Regions from separate parts of the Homo sapiens genome. Here region 1 is linked to region 2. Evidence: chromatin loops called from intact Hi-C (ENCODE). Cell type or tissue: ascending aorta. All regions are shown on one strand. Links, peaks and the distances in the headings refer to the core of each region. The heading gives the core; the rest is flanking DNA.

Region 1 (8,330 bases), core at 31-8,030, 340 kb after region 2:
GAGGCAGGCCAGGCATGGTGGCGCACGCCTGTAATCCCAGCACTTTGGGAGGCCGAGGCGGGCAGATCATGAGGTAGGAGATCAAGACCATCCTGACTAACACAGTGAAACCCCGTCTCTACTAAAAGTACAAAAAACAAAATTAGCCAGGCGTGGTGGTGGGCGCCTGTAGTCCCAGCTACTCTGGAGGCTGAGGCAGGAGAATGGCGTGAACCCAGGAGGTGGAGCTTGCAGTGAGCCAAGATCACACCACTGCACTCCAGCCTGGGTGACAGAGTGAGACTCTGTCTCAAAACAAAACAAAACAAAACAGCCAGGCAAACCTACACTGGAGCCCTTTCACAGCTGGGACCAGCCAGGTGGCTCCAGGGAATTTCCTTCCATGTGCCTCAGCTTTCCCTTCTATCAAATGGGAAGGAGACCTCCCCAGGACACTTGTAAAAATCATGTAAAAAGATGGGTGCAGCCCAGGGATGGTATCTCATGTCTGTAATTTCAGCACTTTGGGAGGCTGAGGTGGGAGGAGTGCTTGAGGCCAGGAGTTCAAGAACAGCCTGGGAAACACAGTAAGATCCTGTCTCTACAAAAAATTCTAAAAATCAGCTGGGCATGATGGTATGTGCCTATAGTCCCAGCTACTTGGGAGGCTGAGGCAGGAGGATTCCTTGAGCCCAGGATCACAGTGGGCTGTGATCAAGCCATTGTATTCCACCTGGGAGATACAGTGAGACCCTGTCTCAAAAAAAAAAAAAAAAAAAAAGGATGCAAAAGCAATTTCCAACAGTAAGAATTATTCATATGTGAGTCTTCCATACATGTGTGCGGATCAAAGGATCACTCTCATTATGTGGCAGTTTGGGGCATTTCAGGGCATAGGAGGAAAGGGCAGAATTTAAGCCTGAAAACTGCTTCCCCAGGCTCCTCAGAGGCATGTATAAGGGCCCTTCACACACTGTGAACAACATAATAAATACTTCCCGAGGCCTCATTCCATGAAATCTAGGTGCTTGGGTACCCAAGGAGTCAGGAGGGGTGATTTTATCATGAATATTGAAGCAGAACAGCCCTGCTCTGACTCACAGTCTGTTTTCCTTCAACCGGGATCCCCAGAGGCATTGTTAAAAAACGCTCCCGCTGTGTCTTGTGAATAAAAGATGGCTTTAGGGCAGCACAGAATGAGCTGCTGCCTGGGCTAGGAAACATCCCCTGTCCAAACCTTCATGCTTTATCTGGACACAAGGGCAGAGGCCACACTAGCACTTCAGGACAGAGAGTGACAGGCAAACAGTGCCCGGTTCTGTGGTGGATGACACAAAGGCTGGTGCGGAAGAAGGGCTGAACCCCGGGGAGGCCTGACGCCTGTCAGTAATGAGATCATGAAAACCAGTTCTGAGTTGCTTCCATGTGGCCCCACGAATATCTTTATTCCCTGGGTCTGTGCCTGGGGTGGGCCTCAGATCCCATAGATCAGAGTGAAGGGGCTGTCACATTTACTTGTCATTTGGTAATTTTCAGTGAATTAGGGGTATGGAGTTTCCATCTGCCATCTGGCCTCACTCTGGTAACCATGGTAACCACCATCTGCCTGACTTAATACTATTAAGTCCTGTGCCAAAAGAGCACTGGACAGGGTGTTGGGACCAGGGAGCTGGTCATCCTTTACTGGTCACCCTGGACAAGGGCTCTGACCTTGCTGTGTCTCAGTCTCTTTCTCTGTATAACAGCAGATTTGGTCTGAATGTCTTTAAGGTGCCTTTCTCTTAGGAAGAGAATGCCACTCTGGGGAGAAATTATCTGAGATCATCAGCAGCATTTATAGTCTGAGGACCTGGTCAGCATTTCTTCTGTCTCCTGCATGTGGAGTTAAAAGTGTTACCTGTCTGGAGACAAAGAGAATTGCCTGTGAATTAACGGCTGAGGAAAGCAGTTATAAAAACGAGTGATAGGAACTAGCAAAAGGAAAGAGACAGGACTGTTTAAGTGCCACAGGGCGGAAACCAACTGTTCCGAGTGAAAGGGACCTCAACAATGACTCCACTGGGGCTGATATGGCCAGAGAGGGGAAGGGACCCGTCCAGGGCCACTCAGGGAGCCAGCGGCAGCACAGATGCACCCCCAGCCAGCTCTGTCCTCCATGGGGAGCTTCAGCTAGGAACAGCCAATGGTGACTTTCCTGTGCTCAACTGGCCACACACTGGTTTTACATTTCCCAGGACTGGAGGCTTCCTGCCCCATCTCCAACAACCCATTGCGTCTCCTGGACTTGGGTACATCTACCTGAACTACTTGAGAGGAAAGACTACTAGATACTTCTTAAGGCTTGGAAAGGTCTCACCCCACCCCAGGCTTCTTTCTTGAAGCTAAGTCATTACACTGACTTAGGCACTAAAGTCTGGACTTGGTCTCTGGGCTCAGGCCAGAATTATTTCCCAGAAGCCTGAACTCCAGGCCGAAACCCAGGCTCCTTGGGACTCACTGGCCACCTTCTCACTCACCCTAAACTCAGCACTGCCCACTCCAGGCAAAGTACACAGCGGCACTTCAAAACCTAGTGGGTGGAATACACTCATGCTTAGGAAGCCGGTAAAGCAGTGCTAACGTTTTGGTTTCTTTTTGTTTGGTTTTCAAAAGGTACATAAAGAGGGTGGGCAACTATAGCACTCAGAGATTATTTTACTGTGATGTTAATGAAGCTTAAGTTTCTAAGTCCCTAGCATTTCATAATAAGTTTCTAAGTCCCTAGCAGTTCTATTCCTTTACTTAAGGCAGGACTCTCCAAATTATATATGTTTTAGAAGCACGAAACCTGAGTCTGCCCCTAATAGCACCACAATCTTTTCAGACCTTACGTCTCCAAAGGTCTTACTTCTCCTGGATGGAGCTCCCTCAGCATCCCAGCTCAGCCCCTTCCCACACCGGGGGCCCTGGTGCTCTGGTGCTGTGGCCTGGTGACTACTGATTCCCCAGTCTGGAACTCATCCTCCTCCTGCATCCTCAACTTCCCTTCCTCCCCTATCCTCTACTTCCCTTCCTCCCCCAACCTCAACTTCCCTTCCTCCCCATTCAAACAATCCACCTAGCGCTGGATACCTGGGAACTCGGATCCCCCTCCTTAACTCCCAGTCTCCTGCTGGGCAAACATACCATGCCTACAAATAAGTGACTGCATCAGCAGGTACTTAAGTACCAAAAGGGGTAGCAGGCTCACCAAAAATTCGACTAGCACAGTGAGTGGCGTCTCCAAGGATTCTCGCCCCAGTCTCTCTGAGCACGAGGAGAGATATGAAATACTGCTCCCTAAGGGGAAACTGAGTGCCAGGCAGCGCCGTCCACCACTGGGCAGGGGGATCCTTCGCTCCACACCCCAGAGGGTTGGAATCCCTCCTTCTCTACCCACCCAATCCCCGACCCTGACTCACCGAACTCGCAAGGGCCGTCGCGCGCCTTGTGCAGGTGACCGGGGTGCGCGCGGGGCGTGTGCCGAGCGCGCAGGCGCAGCGCGCAGACGCTGGGGTACGAGCGACCGTCGGAGCCGCAGACGGTGCCGCGCTGCGCGCACACGCAGAGCCCGGTGCCCTCGGGCGCTGCCCCAGCGGCCTGGCTCGCGCATACCAGGCCGGGGCCACAGCGCCCGCCGGCGCGGCCCCCGCAGCTCGCGCCCTCGGCTCCCAGGCAGCGGGCGCAGCAGCCGCACTCGTCGAGCGCCGAGATCCCGGGCGCCGGGCAGGGCGCAGGCGCCGGGCAGCCCTCTGGCCGGCACGGACCACACTTGGGGCGCCGGCCGCCCACGTCGCGGATCCCAAGGCTCGGGGACAGCGGCGGCAGCAGCGGCAGCAGCAGCAGAAGCAGCAGCGGCAAGAGCAGAGACAAGCGCGGCATGGCTTGCTCCGGGACAGCGGCGGCGCCTCTGCTTCGCGCTCCGCTCCGCGCCCGCCGAGCAGTCACCGCTCCCGCCCCGCGGCCGCTGATTGGCCGGGCCTGCACCGCGGGGCGCCCGCAGACCGCTGCTCCAGCCCGGGACCCGCGCGGTGCCCGCGGCCCGGGTCTCCGAGCTGGAGGGTCGCCCCGAGAGCAGCTCTCCGACCTCCGATTGGACTCTTGAGGGAACCGAGACCCAGTCGGGGCGACAACTTGCCCGAGGTCGCTATGGCAGAGTCAGGATTGGATAACCGTACGGTCTCCGGATCCAAGGCTGGCTCCAGATAGTATGCCCGTAAATCCTCCCAGAAGGATGCGCTATTTTATTTAATTTTATTTTGCATTCAGTAGTTTTCAAAGTTTTATTTTATAAAGAGAATATATGGTTTAAAATGTAGATTTTACATATACATCTAAGGATGAAAAGAGGGTTACCCTACCACCTTGTATCCCCATCCTCCAACTCGGCTTCCAGAGGCCACTCTTGCTATCGGGTTTTTGTATATCTTTTCAGAAATTTTCTCTATGCCTATAAAAGTACATGTGCCTAAAAAAGCCCCTTCCTTTAAAACACACACACTCTGTTTCTCTCTCACACACACAGAGTAGCGTGCCATACACATTAGTCTGCACTTGGTTTTTGCACTTACAGTGTTTCACAGTTTCCCCACCTCTTGTCATCTGTGAAACTGGGTTTCTTATACAATCAATGGGAGCATAGTTCATTGGCTCTGTGAGTGTGTTTCTTAATGCTGCATAAAGTCATGGTACATCTCCGTCCACAGTGACTTTGTTGTGATGAGATATGGTGATATATTTTGGAGTTCATACAGAGTGGCCTTTCCACAGGGTTTAGTTGCAGTTATTTAACCACTTATTTTCCATCCTTTGGTTAATACGAATAATGCTTTGATGAAGTCTTGGTGCACAAGGGTCAGTGTACCTGTGGCTTACTGGGGAATGCATGTTGGAAAGATGCAGTTTCTTGTAGTCAGTTATTCATGCCGCCGTTGCGCCTTCTCTGGGCCAGGCTCTGTGCACACCATCCTGCCTGAGTTCTGGCAGGGCACCCAGACGAGAAACCTAAGAGAGTCTTGGCTGCTGGGATTTGATGTGTTGCTGGGTAAATGCACTGGATGGAGGGAGGGACTCGCTGAGCAGGTTTTATAGGAGACTTTTCCTGCCTTTACTGGCCACCCCTCATGTGTCTTGTGCTCTATTGTTTTTTCTTTGCTGAACTCCTGGAGATGGAGAAAGCCTCTTGCAGCCTGGGAAGACCAGCTACACCGTTCTTGGGTGGGGTTCATTTTGCTTTTCAAGCCCAGTTCCTTCCCAGTTTGCAGTCTTCTTATCCCCAGAAAGGAGCCTCTTCTGAGGCCACTTTATGTGGTGGTCAGAGGAGGGCCATCTGCCTGGTCCACGCCAGGCCTTACCTTACAATCAGCCACACAGAGCAGGGGCGGTTAGGCACCATGAAGGGGTGGTGGTAAGGAATAAATATAACAATGTTGGTAATGCACTCAGCGCAGCTCTCAGAACCTATCAACAGTGACTTTCAACCTGGAGGCTGCTGTCTTTACCAGGAGTGGCCTTTTAAAGTGCTCTCACCGCTTGACCCCTCTGTGCTCTTCCAGGAATCTCTCCTAAAAAAATGATCACTATGTGTGAAGATTTCATCCTGGAGTTGGTTACTATAGCAAAAAATAAATAAATAAATAAAATAAAAATAAAAAAAGTTAACGACCTAAATGCCCACCGAGAGGCAATCGTTAAATAAATTATGGTACATCTAACAATAGAGGATTATGCAGGCATTAACAATTAGAAAGAAAATATGGGTTAATAGAAATGAAAACATGTTTATAATACATTGTTTAGTAAAATAGCGGTTAAAAAGTGCACATCTAATGTAATGGCATATTTGTAAATATGTGAATGTGTAAACATGCAAAAATTTAAGATTGTTTTTAATGATGTGAAGGAAACCCTTTTTTTAAAAAAAAAAAAAAAAAGAGATGGTACCTCATTCTGCTGCCCAGGTTGGAGTGCAATGTCATGATCATAGCTCACTGCAGCCTCAAACTCCTGAGCCTCAAGCCGTCCTCCCCCACTCAGCCTCCTGAGTATCTAGGACTATAGGTGAGCACCACCACGCCTGGCTAATTTAAACAATTTTTTTTTTTCAGAGATGGGGTCTCACTATGAGAAGGAAACACTTATAATGTTAAATGAACAAAGCAGGATTTGCAAACAAAAGAGATAAGCGAACTCCATGCTGCTTTTCAGGGACAACTTTGCTGGTAAGTTCAGACTTTCTAATGGTTCATAGTTGTCCAAAGAGAGATCAGGCTGCTCCAGAGATAGTGAGGTCCTTGTCAAAGAAGGAGTTTAAGAATGAGTCTTGGCAAGGAGCATGGAGGGGGTCAGAAGTAGGGGTCAGGGGAGTTGACGTTTGATTACCTCAAACTGAGCCACCATTCCTGTAGTACAGTGCCCGACCCTGAGACCTGGACTGGACAAAACATGGTCATGATTGAGAAATAAATGTGTACAGAAATGATTTGCCTGCTTTTTATGCAGACATTAAAGGAGGAGTAAGTGAACGGTGTCATAATGAAATTAATGTGTGCTTAATGCAGGTTAGGATACACAATCTCACAGAGGCGCATTTACATATGATCTACATTCCTTTTAAATGGTAGGGAGAGTACTATGTATGCATAACGACTCTTTGAGAATTAAATCAGAAGACTCATTTTCCAACACTGAGCCTGTGGCATCAAAGCCCCTGTATCTGGGTGGAGAAAACATTCCCAAGCTTTGAAGGTGATCAGTCATGTCTATTTCCTTTTAAAATTGCCTGCAAGCCCATAGCCCAGCAGAGGCATTTGTGCTCTTTCATCTCTCTGGTTCCCAGAGTACCAGTTAACACTGTGGGCCACACCTGTGGGCCCCCTAAGATGATAGGAGAAAGTAGGGACAAATTCTCCCAGTCGGGAAGGGGGGTTGAGGTGCCTCTGTTGTCTGGCAGGTGGAGAGATCCCATGCACCTGGGTAAGTAATTAGGCAACAAGAATGGGTGTGATTTTCTTCCTCTTCAGCCTCCAGCCTGAAAACAAACACAACACAGGGAAGACTAGCCAATCCCCCATTCAGAGCAGATGTGTGCCCACCCGGCAGCTGCTGAAGTGGGTATGAATGTCCCATCCATTAATTCCTCCCTTGAACGTAGAGATAAATGGCAGATATTCTCTGTCCTTGGGGAGCTTCCAGCACAGAGGAAGAGAATAGAAGCTCAGTTGAGCAAAGGCCACTCCATAAATAGGCCATGGATTTGAACCTCAAGCTTTAATAGTCAGGGCAATCATAGATAGTCTTCTCCAAGCTAAAGGAAGGTGAAAGCCCTTTCTCCAGACCTCTGGTGGGCGATTACAGAGCAGAAGGCAAGGTGAATTTCTAGAGGGAAGTTCCATAAATGACAGATGGGATTTTTAGGGAGACAGATTTCACTTCAATATTGCATGCAAGGGGATGTAGCAAGATGTAGAACTCTGCAAAGATGGGAATTCAGATACTGAGCAGACGAAAAAGAATGGTAGAGGATTTGCTGTTCTGCTGTAAACCACTATATAACTTGGACAAATTAAAGAAAACAGCTATGGACAGGCACTGGACAGTGTTCTAATACAGGGCTGTGATCCTTGAGAGCGTCAGGGGGTACACAATGTGAGCCCCACATCTACCCAAGCATTCTCCCTGGGGACACTTTCCAGGCCACTCTGCAGGGAGGTGGAGGCCAAGTGGTCTCACTGGACAGAAGAGGTAGACATCAGAATTCAGGAGTAAGGCAGAGATTTGGGGATCTAGGACAGAAAATGAGGAACCACAGAGAGGGAATCCCACAAGTCTTAGACCTTTGGCTGACCCTGTACTGCACAAGTACAGGGCAAGACTTGAGGGAGGCTGCTGGGAGGTGAGAGCTGAGCAGAGATTTGGGGCTCACACAGTGCTGATAAGATTTTAGAGTTCAGGCCCACCCAGAATGAACTGCCCCAGCCCCCCTGGGGTTCTTTCTCCAAGCTCAGTGACACTAGCATCAGCCTAGTGGCACACCCTGCAGAGGTCTCAGTTTGAGCTCCAAGGACCCCTCTTATACGCATCTAAGTTTTAGTCATTCCAGCCATTTCCATTGTTCTCCTAGCCCTCATGGTGGTAGCTGCTTCACAGTTGCTACCTCCAAGTTGCCTAGTTAATAATTCCTCTTCTTCTTCTTTTTTTTGAGACAGGGTCTGGCTCTGTCGCCCAGGCTGGAATGCAGTAGCACGATATTGGTTTACTGCAACTTCTGCCTCTTGTGCTCAAACCATCCTCCTGCCTCAGCCTCCTGAGTAGCTGGGACTACAGGCATTTGC
Region 2 (8,330 bases), core at 39-8,038:
CTCACTCCAAGGCTGGGCAGTGTCTCATTTGCACACTTTGAGTCAGGAGCTGGCGCAGGCCAGAGAGAAGCACTGCTTTCTTCCTAAGCCTCATGCTTTTATCTTTCTTTTTTTTTTGAGATGGAGTTTCGCTCTTGTTTCCCAGGCTGGAGTGCAATGGCACGATCTCGGCTCACTGCAACCTCCACCTCCTGGGTTCAAGTGATTCTCCTGCTGCAGCCTCCCGAGTGGCTGGGATTACAGGTGCCCACCACCACACCTGACTAATTTTTGTATATTTAGTAGAGATGGGGTTTCACCATGTTGGCCATGCTTGTCTTGAACTCCTGACCTCAGGTGATCCACCCGCCTTGGCCTCCCAAAGTGTTGGAATTACAGGTATGAGCCACCGTGCCAGGCCCGGTTTTATCTTTATGTACAAGTCGATTTGTATTTCTGTTTGCTCCTATTGACAGACATTTTTGTGGTAGGTATAGCCTTTGCATGTTATTATTAGGCACTCACCACAGGAATTTACTCCTCCAGTGGACCAGTTTTGCAATAAGGTAGCACATCTCCCACAGCCACAGTGCAGGTCAGGGGCACTCAGACTCGACTGTGCCTCGGAGCCACATAGACATCAGTGTTAGCATGGACACTCCCATGGCCACTCCAGGGAAGCTGACTCAACAGAGCTGAGTGGGGCTCAGGAATCTGAGCCACAGCCGATTCTGTTGCCAATGGGCTGAGGGACCCCACTTTGAGAAACTCTGGTTTGTGTCTGAGTTCTCATCTGTGATATTAACCAGCAAATTGTGGGTGACAAAATCTGGGATGGAGGCATTTTTGACTTTTGGCTGGTCGATGTCCCCAGCCAAAAGTCTGACATTCAGAGGATTGGCCAGCCTGCATCACAGGTAGGCAGGCAGGCTGCAGTCAGTGTCCCTGCAGGGGCGTCACGTCTCCATTGTGTGCCCTGCAGGATCCATAGTTTTTCTTATTTATCCTGAGCTAATCTCCCTCAGTGCCCAGTTGAATGGATTCTGCAGATGAAATGGGGATTAGGAAGGAGGAAGGGAAGAGAACAAATATGAACAGTGAGAACACTGTGCTAGATGCTGAGCTCCCGGCTTCACACCGATTGTGTCTGACATCACCCCCACAGAAGCACAGTGGGTTGGCATTACTGCGCACTTCTCCAGCTGAGGGCTCAGAGGTCCCACGGCTAGGAAGTGGCAGACGCTTTGTTGCAAACTCAGGCATGTTCAACTTAAAGGCCTTCCTCTTTTTTCCTTTCTCTCCCTTGCAGGGGTGGGGCAATGGATACATTTAAGGTTTTTTCCCTCATTTTTATTTTGAAAAATTTCAGACTATGGAAAGATTGTATGGTAACCCCCCTGGACCCTTTAATGGTTAGCATTCTGCCACATCTGCATTCTCTCTGTCTACCTTACCCAGCTACCTAACTAATTTTGCTAATCCATCTGAGAATTACTTGGGAACATTGTGTTGATTTACTTCTAAATATTTCAGTTTATCTCCAAGGAACAAGGGCATTTTCCCACAGAACCATAATACAATGATTACACTTGGGAAATTTCACATCAATACATTACCATTTAACGGGTATCTGGCTTATTTTCCCAATTGTTTACAAAATGTTTCTTATAGTATTTTTTTTTTTATTTAGGATTCAATCCAGGATCACTTACTGCATTTACTTGTCAAGTCTCTTGAGTCTCTTTTCATCTCAAAGAGTATTTCAGTCTTTTTTGTTTTTGGTCTTTTATAACATTGACGTTTTTTAAGGAGATCAGGCCAGTTGTTTTACAGAATATCTGTCAATTTGGATTTGACTGGTCATTCCCTCTTAAGAGCTTCATGTCAGGGGGACAGAGGCTCTACTCTTCTGATTATCTGCCACTGCCTCTTACCAGGTGAGGATGGAGCGTGGCTGTTTGTTGTTAAAAGGCCCGGAGTGGGAAAAAAAGCAGCCCAGTTTGGTGGGATGAATGTACGCTGTGAAGGGCAGCAGAGGAGAGCTCAAGTTCTGGCTCATGTCCCTGGCCGATTGACCTTGAGCCTATCAAAGAATATTCCTAGAACCTGGTTTTCCTCTTTGTAAATATAGATGGTTTTGGCCTTGCAGGATTATAACAAATATAAGTAAAGAACCTAGCACGTCACCTGATGCATAATCATAACTTCATAAATGGCAGCCACTATTAAGTCCTTAATTACAATATACCAAAATATCCTGCTTTTTCTTCCAACACACCTGTCAAATACACCCTTTTCTGTACTTTCCCATTTCCCCATTCTAGGGCACTTCTATTGCTACTGCCTCCTTTCTGTTGCCCTCATCCTTATCTGTCCCATACATGCCACCATGGGTTGTCCTAAAATGTGGCCCTTGTCATCATATTCACCTGGCTTCCTTTTTCCCCAGCACATCGAGTCTGTCTGGCACTCAGCACCCTTCATGGTCTTACCTCGTCCCCTACCTGAACATTTCTTCGACTATTTGCTCTTGATTTGGCTCCTAGGATTTTCTCCCTGACTTCCCTCATTCCCCATACTCCCACACAAGGTGCATGCATAAATCACCTGGGGTATAGTCACAAACAGAAACCACTCTAGGCCTTCCATGTGGAAAGGGATTTAATGAAGGCAATCAGGTGCTTGGAAAATCTGGACAAACAAAACTCAAAAGACAGTCTGGACAAGCCAAGGTCAAGGAAGGCCACTGGTTTTGTCACTAGCTTTCACAGATAGGGAATTTGAAGGAACTCGGAAAACTACTAGGGATGATCTCAGTTGCCTCCAATCCCAAGGCCTGAGATTTTCAGGAAAGTACCTAGAAGCTGCTGGAAAATGCCATGTCTGCCTAAGCCCAAAGTTTGACATTGCCAGAGGGGCAAAAATCTGGCTTCTGCCTTCTTTCTACCTTCTAGATCTTGGCAAGTGCTTCTCATGGGTGTTTTTCGATGCAGGACTCTGAAGACAGGGATTCTGGAACATGTAGTTCCCAGGCTTCTAGCTCCTGTGATCCAGGGGAGAGAAGAGAAGTGGGGTGCTGGTCAAGGAAAGGCTTTCCTTGGAGACAAGTGGAGAAGACATTTTCTTACTATTTCTTAGGGTCACAGCTGGAAGGATGTGAAACTGGTTGCCTTGGAAGCCATTATCCCTGACACTTAGAGGAAGCCCAGCTGTGGGAGGAGAGAATGAGGCCCCCAAACAGTGAAAAGCAGAGCAAAAGACAGAGCTGAAAAAGAGAGCACACTGATTATATTGTGCCAGCCCTGGATTTGAAGGCTTACTTTATGCAGTGTTCTCCATGTCCTTCTCAGTTATATCCATCCATACATTTCTTTTTCACTGTAGCTAATTTCAGTTAGATTTCTGTTACTTGCAGCCAAGAGGGTCTTAATGAATAGCAGAAGGGAGAGCATGTAAACATTGCAGAGTCAGAGTGTGGTGTGTGCTTTGCAAAAAGAACTAACAAAGGAATCTGAGCACCTAGAGAAGATAATAAGAAAGAGTTCAGCCAGGTGCGGTGGCTCATGCTTGTAATCCCAGCACTTTGGGAGGCCAAGGTGGGGGCAGATCACCTGGGGTCAGGAGTTCGAGACCAGTCTGGCCAGCCCATCTCTACTGAAAATACAAAAATGAGCTGGGCGTGGTGGTGTACACCTGCAATCCCAGCTGCTCGGGAGGCTGAGGCAGGAAAATCGCTTGAACCTGGGAGGTGGAGGTTGCAGTGAGCCAAAATTGCACCACTGCACTCCAGCCTGCATGACAGGAGCGAGACTCCATCTCAAAAAAAAAAAAAAAAAAAAAAGTTCATCTCCATTTTATCTTTTTCCTTGGAAATACTATTTAAACCATAATTCTACCTTAGTTATTACTTATTTTTAATTTATTTTATTTTTTGAGACAGGGTCTCACTTTATTGCCCAGGCTGCAGTGCAGTGGTATGATCTTGCCTCACTGCAGCTTTGACTTCCCCAGGCTGAAGTGATCCTCTTGCCTCAGCCCCCAAAGTAGCTGGGACCACAGGTGTATGCCACGACGCCCGGCTAATTTTTTGTATCTTTGGTGTAGACAGGGTTTCCCCATGTTGCTCAGGCTGTTAGTTATTGCTTCTCATGGGTTTTGTTTTCTTCCAGAATTCTCTTCTTCCTTTCCTTCTGTTTTCAAAAGACTTCCTGTCTCCCAAAGACCAATTTGATTATTTTCTCGCTGGGACCTCCACAGCTACATTACCCCATTTCTTAATTCTTGAAGTTCTTGGCACAGTCTAATTTGAACCACAAATTATTAAATTTTTGATGAGTGCTTCAGCTGCCCTTTATTGGCTGTAACTTCCCGCCATGGACTGCATCCTCATCCACAGATTGATCGCCTTTGACTGGTGCTCAAGAATCCTTGGGAGTTGATGGACTGATGAATCAAACGGGGAGTCTGAGGCTGCCATGGACAATTAAATGGGAGAGCAGGAGTGGAGAAGAGTTAGTGCTGCCCAAGTAACGGTCATCCAGGAATAAGGAAGCCTTTTGAGAAATAATAATCAAGCTGGCTCAAATGCACTTGGCACACATGGGGTGGACCCTGAGTCCCAGGTGGTGCACCTCTCCGAGTGGCCACAAGGGGGCGAGAGAGGGCATGGTCCAGGTGCCAAAATATTGCTGTGGCTGTGGGGTCAGCCAGCTGGCTGGTCCGCTAGTTGAGCCCTGGCTGGAAGGGGAATCTTGGCCTAGGTGATTTGCACAGGATAAAGTGGGCCTCCAACCAGAAGGCCTAGGAAGCAGCGTGCCTGGACCAAGGTTAGGAAAGCCCAAGGATGAACAGACGGATGGCAAACATTGATAAACATCTAAGAATAGGAGCTAGAATCTCCAAAATTAAACCAGCAAGTGAATGTCCAGTGACCCACATATTCTGCTAAGGATGGGGGATGACTCAGTGTCCTGGAGAAGGAAGCAGGAAGCCCAGGCATAGTACAGTGGCAAGGACTGAGTCTGGGAGGCAGGGGTCTGGAGTCTGATCTCTAACCTTGTAGTTCCTCAATCCTGTGTCTATGGCCCCTGATGAAAGCTCGTACTGTGTGTCCTTAGGTGATGACCTCTCCCTCTCTGAGCCTCAGGTGTCTCATCTTACCAAATAAGTTTGATGTCTGGAGACTGAGAGACCAGCCCCACCCTTGCACTGGGCACCATGATGACCAGGGTTCCTTTCAGTTTCAATGGTCTCTGAGTGACATGAACAAAACAGTTAGTTGGCTGCAAAGACCATGTCTTTCTCACTTCTGCCTGTGTACACCTGCTTTCTTTACAACTTTTGAGGAGGCCCTGGTCCTTTGGGACCAGGATTGTTCAGACCTTTGTAGAAGCTGAGCAGTATAATTTCTAGATGCACTGACCCATGACATAGCACACACCAAAATGCCCCCACATCCCACTGGAAATGCAATTCATTTTCTCTAAAATAGTTTTTGGGGGCATTTTAATAATTTTACTTTGAGGATTATTTTGCTAATTTTATTTTCAATGGCTGTGGTTTCTTAGAAATCATTGTGCATAGTTAGGAATTCCTTGAAGTGAAAGAATCTGCTAATTCTTTTCAAATATAAAAAAATTTACAGATACTAAGTATAACGATGTATAGAGTTGATGTAACACAGAATTTCAGGGCATTTCATTACATTTTGACTGTGGAATTTTCATTTTGTAACTTGGAGTCAATGAGAATTTTTGTAGTGCATGAAACATTTTTCGAGGCTCTTGAGAAGCTCGTAGGTCCTCTGTCCTCTGTCTGTGGCACCTGATGGGAAAAATCCTCCTGCTTGAGGCAGCTGAGTTGAAGTGGGGGGTCATTTCTTACCATTATTAGTTTTTGTCTCATGTCTTCTGGCCTGAGAGCCTGTGCAAGCTTTGAGTGTATCAACAAGTAAAGAACACCCCCTTTCACTTTCCTTTAATCTCAGAAACTTCATTTCAACATCTGTCTTTCAACTAAGCCATCATATAGGCAGGCATCAGGGTAGCAGAATCCCCCCAGCCCCAGGGATTTTCCTAAAGCTTGTCTCTCCCCAGTGCTCTCAGGCATACCGCAGTCAAACCAGACATCATCCCCATTGTCAGGGTTCTACAGAAATAGATATCCCACAAAGGGCAGTATCTTGCCTGAGAATTTGTTTTCTCTTGCTGATAATTCCTCTCCATAAACATTTTTGAGAAAGATGAATAGGTGTACCTTTCTGGAACAGTGAATGGATGCTGGGGGGTGAAATGACTCTGCATGGCATGTTTTATGGATGAGGGGAGGGTCCTGAGGACTGCCTTTCATGTCCTCAGCCTCTGACTTGGTTGCAGATTGCCCAGCCTACTCTTCTGTAGGTGAAGGTTTAGCAGCTGCTTCTCTCACTGCTGATAACCTCTGGAAGGCCCAGCCTGGGTGGAAGCTAGACACGCCCCAAGAGTTGGCACAAAATGCCACCAGCCTGTAGCAGCTCTGGGCCCACCCTGAAGACCTGGTTATCTCATTGCACCTCACAGCCAGTGCTGTAGGCTTCAGACACTCCATTCTGCTGGATCCCCCCTGCCTGCCTCTCTTCCCAACAGCCATGAAGGTAATGAATTCCTTCCCATCATGATGTTAATGAATCTCAAAGGGGGAAAAAAAGGAGATAAGATCTCAGAAATAAAGACGCCAACATAAAAACGGAAGACACAGTGACCTTCAACAGGATGAACAAATTTGAGATTTTTCCATTCATCTCTGCCTGGGGGATGGGGACGGTGACCGTTAATAACAAAGTGACACCAAGTGATTTGCTGACAGTTCATAAAGGTCCCCGTGAAGCCCAGAGTCAAGAATGCCAAATGACTCATGAAGGTAGCAAACCAGAAATGGGGTTGGCGGGGGGGGGAACCCTGAACTGCGACCTAGGTCGCAGGTTTCAAAGCAGGTTTATTCTCACCCCAGGATAGGGCTGCCAGAATTAGCAAATAAAAACATAGGATGCACGGTTATATTATATTTGAGTTTTAGGTAAGCAGTGTTTTTTTTTTTTTTGTATATTTGGGACATATTTGTACTGAAAATTTATTTGAAATTCAAACTTGGCATCCTGCATTTTCTCTGGCAACCCTAACCCAGGGGCATAGCACTTCTCATTTCCCGAGTATGTACACATTTCCAGGCTCAACTTCCACCAGGAAGAGGCTCCCTCCAGCTTTTTATATCTTAGTTTCTTGAATCTTACACTGACTTATAGGTCCAGCTTACAGGCCATGTTTTTGAGAAGACGTTCCCCCAACAAATCATTTCTTCCTTTCTCTCTGCCCTCTTGCCCACTGTGTTTTGCTTATTTTCCTATTTTGGTTTACATTTAGTTGCATGTAAGTCTGTTTCCCACACTAGATTGGGAGCAAATCAAGGGCAAGGACTGTATCTAGATTCTTTTTCTTCATTGCCCCCAATATAGTTTCACCCGTGCCTGACGTGCATACTTTGTGAATGTTTGCTGACTGAATGAGTGAGTGATCAAAGCTAACATGCTTTGAGTGCTGACTATGTGCCAGGCATGGATTTAAGTCCTTTAATGTTCTAGTAACACTTTGAGGTAAGCGTCATTTTAATTTCCATTTTAGGGATGGAGAAATGGAGGCACAGAGAAGTAACTTGCTTAAGGTCAAGGGCAGAGCTGGGACTTGAACTCAGGCAGTGTGGCTGCAGAGTCTGTGCTCTTAAACTCTGTAATAGATCAAATGGATGAATGAATGAACAGAAGAATGAGTGGGAGAATAAATGAAAAAATTCACGAGCAGAGGTGGCAAATGGTAGTAAGATCAGGGAGATACAAGAGGTAGGAGCCAAGGTAAGTAATAGGACATCAGAGGCTGGCGGAATCAGAGTGAAACCAAGAAGACAAGCTGAGTGACCTGAACATGAGAGGCAGCCCAGCAGCAGGAACGGCTCATCTCTGGTTCCTCTTTCTGCTTTGGAAATTAATCCTTGGGCCCCAACTGATCTATGACTCTGCAGGAGCCTGACTGTAACTCTTCCTAGCTTTCTGTCTCTCAGCCCTCCACTTCCCGGAGCGGACTCCAACCCCTCTTCTCTTAAAAGGCTCAGACCTGCTGAGCTCTGAGGCCAACGCTGTCTTTCCTTGGGGGTGCTCACTTAGGAGTTACAGGGCATCCACAGGAAGTCAGCTTGGTGTCAGGGCCCTCCCTGTTCTTGGGCCATGGCCACTCCATGTCTAGTGGACCTCTGTCTGGCTCCTGCTGTAGGTGTCACATTGAAGGAAACAATGGGATCAACAGAGGGTGACCACAGGCTGCCTG

The links. Hi-C counts contacts between places; a loop is a spot of excess contacts. Peaks named below come from ENCODE experiments on the same cell type or tissue, not always from the same donor. Only the 100,000 strongest peaks of a DNase experiment are listed, where the experiment ranks them.
Region 1: a loop joins it to region 2, with 3 times the contacts of the local background. A loop is called at or near these places in 4 of 110 quality-filtered maps.

Annotation. Positions count from the first base shown.
Region 1 is chr9:38,420,546-38,428,875 of GRCh38, forward strand. IGFBPL1 (insulin like growth factor binding protein like 1) reads right to left here and starts at 3,909. Exons shown (of 5, transcript NM_001007563.3): 1 at 3,420-3,909. The coding sequence starts at 3,879. It overlaps LOC105376041 (a long non-coding RNA gene), which reads left to right and starts at 4,066. Exons shown (of 8, transcript XR_007061487.1): 1 at 4,066-4,205; 2 at 6,105-6,218. RefSeq lists an enhancer at 4,954-8,330. In ascending aorta, for the core only: no CTCF peak of the experiment used is centred there; DNase peaks (open chromatin) are centred at 3,826 and 3,946; H3K4me3 peaks cover 2,988 bases; H3K27ac peaks cover 2,595 bases.
Region 2 is chr9:38,083,521-38,091,850 of GRCh38, forward strand. No RefSeq gene overlaps it. Among named protein-coding and RNA genes, the nearest start is that of SHB, 18 kb to the left of the region's middle. RefSeq lists a silencer at 4,452-4,746 and enhancers at 4,693-4,742, 6,085-6,154. In ascending aorta, for the core only: a CTCF peak has its summit at 4,625 (motif pointing right); DNase peaks (open chromatin) are centred at 1,163 and 4,621.